3 separate regions of the Homo sapiens genome follow, and all the other regions are linked to region 3. The links are chromatin loops, found by intact Hi-C in ENCODE. Cell type or tissue: ascending aorta. All regions are shown on one strand.

Region 1 (2,500 bases), 56 kb after region 3:
TAGTGTGAGCTGCTGCTCATGAATTCTTCCTGCTTTTGTGTATTCATTCAAACAAGTCTTCATTTCTCTTTGGCACTTGGAGTAGGTTTTCCCTGGGTGTGGAATTGTGAACTCACAGGTTTTAGTGTGTGGGGTTTGTTCCCTTTTGGGACTTTAAAGCGGCCAATCCACCATCTCCTTGCTCGCGCCTTTTCTAGCCAGAAGCCATCACCATTCCTCTGCGGCAACACCTCTTCCTTCTCCGGCTGCTGTGAAGATGTCCCGGGCCTTGCCTTCGGGCAGCTTTATCATGAACATATTCTCTTTACTCAGGTTAAACCATTGACCCCCACGGCCTCTCTTTCAGGTTAAAAAAATAAACTGAGGCCTGGGAAGTGAGCTGCCTTTTCCAGGGTCACTGGGCATCGGAATCTGAGCCACATCTGCCTGACTCCAGAGCCTGCACCACAGCTGCTCTGTCGCCCGGGTGGACTGTGGCAGGCCAGCCAGTGTGCGGGGGTCCTGGGTGGGGACACAGGCTCTAAGGACCCAGGCCCACCCCTGGGGTGCTCAGACGTGCGGCTCTGTGAGCACAGAGGAGGCTATGTCCCGAGGGCTGCAGGGAGGGAGCTGCCGGGGCCTCCAGATCCGTCACACTGTGGGGCAACAAGTCCCTTGGGGCTGTTTCTACAGCCCTGTCTACAGATGGAGGCCTGGGGGACCCTCAGCCCCCATGTGGCAAGTGCTGTGAAGACGCGTTTCAGTTTTCACAGTGACGTTTCTTCCCTCCAGTGTCCTTTCCTCTCACCATCGGGGTGGAACCCTGGCCTGATCAGGTTGATTTAGACCAAAGTCTCTGCTGTGGCCTCGCTGGGGCAAGTGGCCTGAGGGACAGGCCACAGCTGTCAGGGTGAGCAGAGTGCCTGGGCCACCCCCGGCATTGCCGAGGGGTCAGGCGTGACCAGGTCCGTCCTCTTGCCCAAGGGCAGAGGCTGCATGCTCACCTGCACGTGTACCTCTGGGGCCAACGCAGGTGTCGTGAGACCTGGCAGGTGCGGAGCGGGAAGCAGACCCTGACGAGAGGGACACCAGTGCCTGGGTGCCATGGGAGGCACCTGGGACTCCAGCTTCCTCGTCAGGAGCTTCGGGAGGGTCAACCAGCCTGGGGCACACGCAGGGTCCTGCCCCAGAGGGGCGGCCTGGGATGCCGGGGAGTGGGCCCTGCAGAAGAGAGTGCCAGGCCACGCGGGCCTGCTGGGCCAGTTTCTTCCCAGACTTTCTGGTTGTGAGCCCCGAATGGGGCCCTGGGGACTAGGGGAAGGCATTCTATGCCCCGGTGAGGGGCAGCCCCAAGGTGGGGAGGCTCATCCCCGCCGGAGGCTGGAGTCCCGGCCGTCACGTGGCCTCTTCTCGCTGACATGTCACTGCCTCTGCCAGGGCCAGGGCCAGGGCCGGGGCTGGGGAAAGTTCACCCTTTTGCCAACCACAACTGGCAGCTCTGGTGAGAGTGCGGAGCAGGCTTTTTTGGAGCTGAATTTACTTGATATTTCCCCGCTCCGCTGGGCCGGTTCCAGGGCTGCAGTCCACGAGGCTGCAAGTGAAGAGGCGTCTTTGTTTCTTTAATTTTGCCCGTTGGAAAACTCCGGTATTAATATTTATGAGAAATGACCTAATATCCACGCCGCCTGCCGCGTGTTTGCTTAACATATTTAATGTGATTTGGGGGCTGCGTGTACTTTTTTAACTGCCTCGGTGAGGGGGGCCTGACCTATCTCCTCCCCATCCCCCTGCATGGTAAAATGGCAACGTCCTCTTTGAGGTCTCGAAAGTTCATTTATTCAGTAGCTTTGGAAAGGCCTTGCGGCCCCCACCTGGCCCGGGCCCTGGAGGGACAGCCTCACTCCGCACAGTCGCCCAGGGCAGGAGGCTGGGGGTCTGTAGACCTGTGCCATCCAGAGCCGGAGTCGGCACTCGGGGAGGACTGGAAGTGGCTTTCTTCAGGAAAGGGAGGAAAAACATTTGAATGGTTTCTGAAAATAGCTCCTTGGGTAGTTATAAGACAGCAATTTAAATAAGTGCTTTCTGCCTGTTTCTCTTGAACATAAAGGTAATTGTTTTTGCCCCAAAATAGATGGCCAGTTTCACTGTAACTTGATTTTTCTCCACCATCCCTTTGTGCACTGTATTAGCTAATGCGGGCCACAGGTGAGCCCCACGAGGCAGCCGGGACCTGGCACCTGGCCTGGGCCATTCGACCTGACCCCAGCCAGGCTATTGGCTGCATAGAAAGAGCCGGGCCTTTGCAGCCGGAGAAATGCCAGCTCGAAATCCAGCTCTGCTGATTAGAAGCTGTGTGACTTTGGACTCGTTATTTCACCTCTCTGAGCCCCAGTTTCCTCAGGGGCAACGTGAGAACAGAAGCATTCACACTTTCTGGCTCACAGAGTCGTGTAAGGCTCAGGAAATGCAGCCGGTCTGTCCTTGAACTTTCTGCAAGACAGCGGGTCCAGCCTCCCGTGCA
Region 2 (2,500 bases), 140 kb after region 3:
CCAGGGACCCAAAGTGTGGGGGTGAGGGCGCCCCACAGCACGGCACCCGTGAGGGGACTGGAGTTCTTGAGTTACCTGTGCCTGGCTGCTCTCTCCAGCCCCCGGGGCATGGGCGCCGGTGTACTGGCGGCGGCGGGGGAGCAGGCAGCTCTTTCCCAGGAGGACGCCCGAGTGATTCCATCACCTTCGGGTCACTCTACAGAACTGGTCATTTTTTCCCTGCCTGGGGCGATCCTGGTCTCTGCTCTATTCTTGCCGGCTCTTTGAGCCGTGTCTCGACTGCCACCACCACTGCGATTATTGGTTTAGTAGAAAGCAAAGCTCGCAGGGATAGACCCTTGGGTGTCCCTATGGACACCCCACTCCCCTCGGGTCCTTCCCCGTAAGTCCTGCCCCAGGAGGTGGGAGGCCCAGAGGTGAGAAGGTCTGCTCAGACCATGGCCCCCTGCTTCCCACACCCCACCTCCTCCGTCTACACCTAGAATGGTAGTTTGTGCCGGATCCCGAAGCCTCAGCTCCCCAGGCCATGCTGCGGGGCCCCGCCCAGATGTGTGGGAACGCGGCTGCCGCCGGTGCCAAAAGACCTACGTCCTCGGAAGTGGGTACGGGGATGGCGTATTCCCTCCCGCGAGGTTCGTTGTACCTAGGGGAGCCTGGGTCTCCAGTCCTCCCCCGACCCGCTTCCCCGGCAGGCCCTGTCCCCCACCCCCAGCAGCCAGAGCGCCCGGGCAGCCCCTGCCTTCTCCCCAGATCCCCTCCACACTCTGCAGGATTTGGGGTGCTGGGTGGTGTCATCTCAGGTTCGAGTCTGCGCGAAACCTCCGGGCTTCTGGAGACCCAAAGGGACCTGAGAGGAAAGCCCAGGGCGGGCCAGACTCTGCGGTGGGGGTGGGAGGAGGGAGACCCCAGGGGCGGCGGAGTCGGCCCTCGCCCCTCCTCCACCCAGCGGGCGAGGAGAGTTCCGGGAAGGCCGGGGGAGGGGGAGCGAGGGGAGGAGACAGGGACGGGCCGGGCCGCCTCCAGAGCCGCCGTGGGGCGCGCCCTGTCCCGCACGCCTCTGACCCCCGCTCAGCAAACGAGGCCCACGGGGTGGGCGGCCTTGGGCCTCCTCCTGGCAGCTTCCACCCAGCCATTCTCTCCAGCCAGCCCTGCAATAAACTCCCGGAGAAGCACAGGCGCGCCTGGTCCCATTTCACAGACGAGGAAACTGAGGCGTGGAAAAGAAACCCACCGCAGCTCCGTCTCCACGGTTTCACCTGCGGGGTATTAATCTCTCAGGATGAAAGGCAAAATTTGGTTTTGAAGCTAAGAGGGCCGGCAGTGGGGGGCAGGGCGCGCTGCGGAGAGACGGCAGGAGCGGGCTTTGCAAGCCGAGTCTGGATTCCGGCGCGAGCCGATTCCGGGAACTGGCTTGGTGACCCGGCCGCCGGCCCGTGTCCCGGGCTCTGGGCGTTTGGGGACACGGAAGGCGGGCTCCCACCTGGCGACTCCCGGAATGTGGCCGCCGGGCCCGGAAGGCTACGAGGCTCGCCATTTTCGTTGCTGCCAGGGCCCCGCCCGCGCGCGGCCGAATTGGGATCTGAAGGCAGCGGCAGCGTCTACGCAAGCAGCGTTCTGGAGCGTCGCTCTGCCACCTTCCCGCGCGCAGTTCCGCGCGAGCCGCAGGACGCGGGCGCTGTGGGTAACGAAGTTGCTCCCGGTGTGCGCAGACCGGCGGCCCCGGGGTTGCGGGCGGCAGGAGGGACCGCCACTCCACGGCTGCGGGCGCGCGTGAACACACGGCTGAAGGTCATAGGCAGCGCATCCAGGCAACAGCATTCGTTGGCGGATTTTTAAAGGTTCTTAGATCAAGAGGGAAAGCGTGTGAAACCGATTCCGTTTATTGCCCCCAGCGGCGGGGGAGCTCCCCGTTGCAGACACCCAGCGGCTCGGCCACTGCAGCGTCCTGGCCCAGTATGGGCCGCACACGAGTAGGAGTCGTTGGGGGCTTCCTGCACCTTCTCAGTGAGCCCGGTTGGGCCTGGATTCGGCTCCCTCCTGGGCCCAACGGGAGGAGATCAAGGGAGTTCAGGTTCACAGTCTCAATCTCTTAAAACAAAACAAAACAAAAAACTCCGGATTGGGCCCTCGAAGTGCCCATGGGGCATCCAGATACTCCCGACATCTGCGCAGGAGAGCTGGGCACCCTGGTGGGGACGCCAGGACACAAAGCCGGGCAGAGGGTCTCCACTGGGGTGGCCACGGCATCGTGCAAGCCGGTCCCCGGAAGCTGCCCATCTGCAAGGGACAAGGACCCTCTTGCAATCAAAATAAGTCAGTTTCCACACATCTGGGGTTTGTTCGAAATCAGCGACATGGCTCACATTCCTAGGAAGTCCACTCCTCCCAGCTACCCACTCTGGGACCAGGAATCGGGTATCGGCTTTGGGAGGCCCCCACCTTTGAGCAGTGCAGGGAATGGAACCTTGCCACCACTGGGCCACAACTGGGACCTGTGTCC
Region 3 (2,500 bases):
ACGAGGGTGCTGGGGACTCTTGGCTGCCGTGCTTGGGCCTGGGCCCTCCCTGAGGCTGGGGCTGTCCTGTGTCCAGGGCTGGACATGCAGAGGCCATAGGCCTGGGGTGCCTGGCTGTTCTGTGGGAACCCTCATGATCTCTTCTCTGGAATGCAGCCCCCCGACCTATGTCAGCCCCCAGCACCAGCCTGGGTCTGGGTCTGTCCTCTGTCCCCCGAGAGTGGACCTCACCCGGCAGGCTCTCTCCACCCAGATGGAGCCGCTGGCCTGGGGGTCTGGCTTTAGAAGCAGCCTTGTGGCATGAATGCCAGAACCCGCCCAGCCACGGTTCCTGGGCCGCAGGTGACAGTCCCGGGGCTTGGCCCTGGGGGGTCCCCTCTGTATGCGGGGTTTGTGTGCACCCTGGAATCCCACAGGGGAGGAGAGGGGCACAGTGCAGGCTGCTCGATGCTGAGTCTGGGGGTCGCCAGCCCTGGCTCTGTTCTTTATGCCACGGGATGGGGTCCCCTCTGCAATGCCTGCGGTGGGGAGCAGCTTAGCGCATCCCCAGATTCTTCCATCCAGCCAAATGTCTGTATTTCTAAGGTAAGAAGGATTACATAGGCCCTTCTATTATGATTTTTAAAATATGGAATTCTCCAATGTGCTTTCGTGGGGAGTTTCATGGTGAAACATGCTATCAACAGGGTTCTGGGAATACATCTAGATTTTAAATGCTTGGACAGTGTGAGATCTCACACAGGCACATCTCATCTTTTTTTTTTATTGGCAGGGGGTTCAAGGAGCTAAATTTCCTTCCAATGAAAACACTACCGGCCCCTGCCACCACCCTGCCCTGCCGTGGGTGAGGCTGGCTTCATGGAACCTCATTTCCTGGCAGAATCCCAAGTGTGGGGTGAGGAATTCCACAGGACTCTCAGCCTGCTGGAGTTCCCAGGCGAGGCGTGCTGACTCGGGGCCAGGCCTGAGCCACTGCTCCCAGGGGACTCCGGAGGTGGCCAAGGAAGCCGGGCTCGAAGGCCCTTGAAGCTTCCCTGTTGGGTGTGGGAAAGGGGAGCTGCCGATGCCCCCAGGGCCTGCTTCAGGTTTTTAGGGTCTTGGAGAGGAGGGAATTGATTCTGAGAATTTCAACAGCTGCGGGAGGGCATAAAGTCTGGTCCTCAGATGGTGGGCAGGGCTTCTGTTTGGGGTATTTTCTCTGCCTGGAAGAGTTAGGTGAAGGGGCTGGCTGGTCCCCGGCATGAGGTGGCCTTGGAGAAGCCCTCCCTTTCAGGGGCAGTGGGATATCCTGGGGTATGATAGGTGGTGCTTGGCAGGGACCTGGATACCAAGAATACAGGGCTGAGGCCACAGCTGAGCTCGGCTGGGCTGTGCTGTGCTGGGCTGAGCTGGGCTGGGCTGAGCTGGGATGTGCCAAGCTGGGCTGAGCTGTTCTGGGCTGTGATGGGCTGAGCTGGGCTGAGCTAGGCTGGGCTGTGCTGGGCTGTACTGCACTGAACTAGGCTGTGCTGGGCTGTGCTGGGCTGGGCTGGGCTGGGGTGAGCTGAGCTGTGCTGTTCTGGGCTGAGCTGGGCTGTGCTAAGCTGGGCTGTGCTGGGCTGGGCTGGGCCGGGCTGTGCTGGGCTGGGCTGTGCTGGGCTGGGCTGTGCTGGGCTGGGCCGAGCTGGGCTGAGCTGGGCTGGACTGGGCTGTGCTGGGCCGTGTTGAGCCATGCTGAGCCGGGCTGAGCCAGGCTGTGCTGTGCTGAACTGAGCTGAGCTGGGCTGAGCTGAGCTGGGCTGTGCTGGGCTGAGCTGGGCTGTGCTGTGCTGAGCTGGGCTGAGCTGGGCTGTTCTGGGCTGAACTGGGCTGAGCTGGGCTGGACTGGGCTGACCTGGGCTGACCTGGGCTGAGCTGGGCTGAGCTGGGCTGGACTGGGCTGTTCTGGGCTCTGCTGGGCTGAGCTGGGCTGGACTGGGCTGAGCTGGGCTGAGCTGGGCTATGCTGGTCTGTGCTGGGCTGTGCTGGTCTGTGCTGGGCTGAGCTGGTCTGTGCTGGGCTGAGCTGGGCTGAGCTGGGCTGAGCTGGGCTGTGCTGGTCTGTGCTGGGCTGAGCTGCATCTCTTTTTCCTGCCCCTGCAGGTAGGAGACTTGGTTCTACTGTCTTGGGGTGGCAGGTGTTCATGATCCTGTCCCTTCCCAGGGAGAGTCAAGCTTTGCTGGGCATTGTACTGCTTTAGCCTCTCACATAGAGAATCCAAGTCAGAATGCGAAATCCACCAGGTGAAATTTCATCAACTGACTTCAACTGAAAGGCAGAAAAGTGGCCCAGGGTCCCGCCTGAGAAAGCCTTGGTTCCATTTCAGTTCCTCTTCGTGGAGTGTGAAGCCAGGGCTTACGTCCGGGGCGGTCCAGCACGCCCAGGAGCCGGCGAGCTCTCAATCCTTCCCCTGGGAGGAGCGAGCGTGTGTCACTGCCCCTTTTACGGAAGGGTCTCGTTCAGAGTGTGGAAACGAGGAGAG

What was found. A loop is a pair of places that touch in the nucleus more often than their neighbours do. Peaks named below come from ENCODE experiments on the same cell type or tissue, not always from the same donor. Only the 100,000 strongest peaks of a DNase experiment are listed, where the experiment ranks them.
Region 1: a loop joins it to region 3, with 2.2 times the contacts of the local background. A loop is called at or near these places in 4 of 110 quality-filtered maps.
Region 2: a loop joins it to region 3, with 2.8 times the contacts of the local background. A loop is called at or near these places in 4 of 110 quality-filtered maps.

What each region holds. Positions count from the first base shown.
Region 1 is chr1:2,981,661-2,984,160 of GRCh38, forward strand. No RefSeq gene overlaps it. Among named protein-coding and RNA genes, the nearest start is that of ACTRT2, 39 kb to the right of the region's middle. In ascending aorta, no CTCF peak of the experiment used is centred here; a DNase peak (open chromatin) is centred at 1,481; H3K4me3 peaks cover 1,154 bases; H3K27ac peaks cover 2,355 bases.
Region 2 is chr1:3,062,215-3,064,714 of GRCh38, forward strand. All of the region lies in intron 3 of LOC124903827 (translation initiation factor IF-2), which reads right to left. It overlaps PRDM16-DT (PRDM16 divergent transcript), which reads right to left. Exons shown (of 6, transcript NR_015440.1): 2 at 1,998-2,088; 3 at 1-1,841. Among named protein-coding and RNA genes, the nearest start is that of PRDM16-DT, 4.3 kb to the right of the region's middle. In ascending aorta, no CTCF peak of the experiment used is centred here; DNase peaks (open chromatin) are centred at 500 and 1,564; H3K4me3 peaks cover 1,485 bases; H3K27ac peaks cover 2,500 bases.
Region 3 is chr1:2,925,165-2,927,664 of GRCh38, forward strand. No RefSeq gene overlaps it. Among named protein-coding and RNA genes, the nearest start is that of ACTRT2, 95 kb to the right of the region's middle. In ascending aorta, no CTCF peak of the experiment used is centred here; DNase peaks (open chromatin) are centred at 957, 1,397 and 2,447; H3K4me3 peaks cover 492 bases; H3K27ac peaks cover 2,039 bases.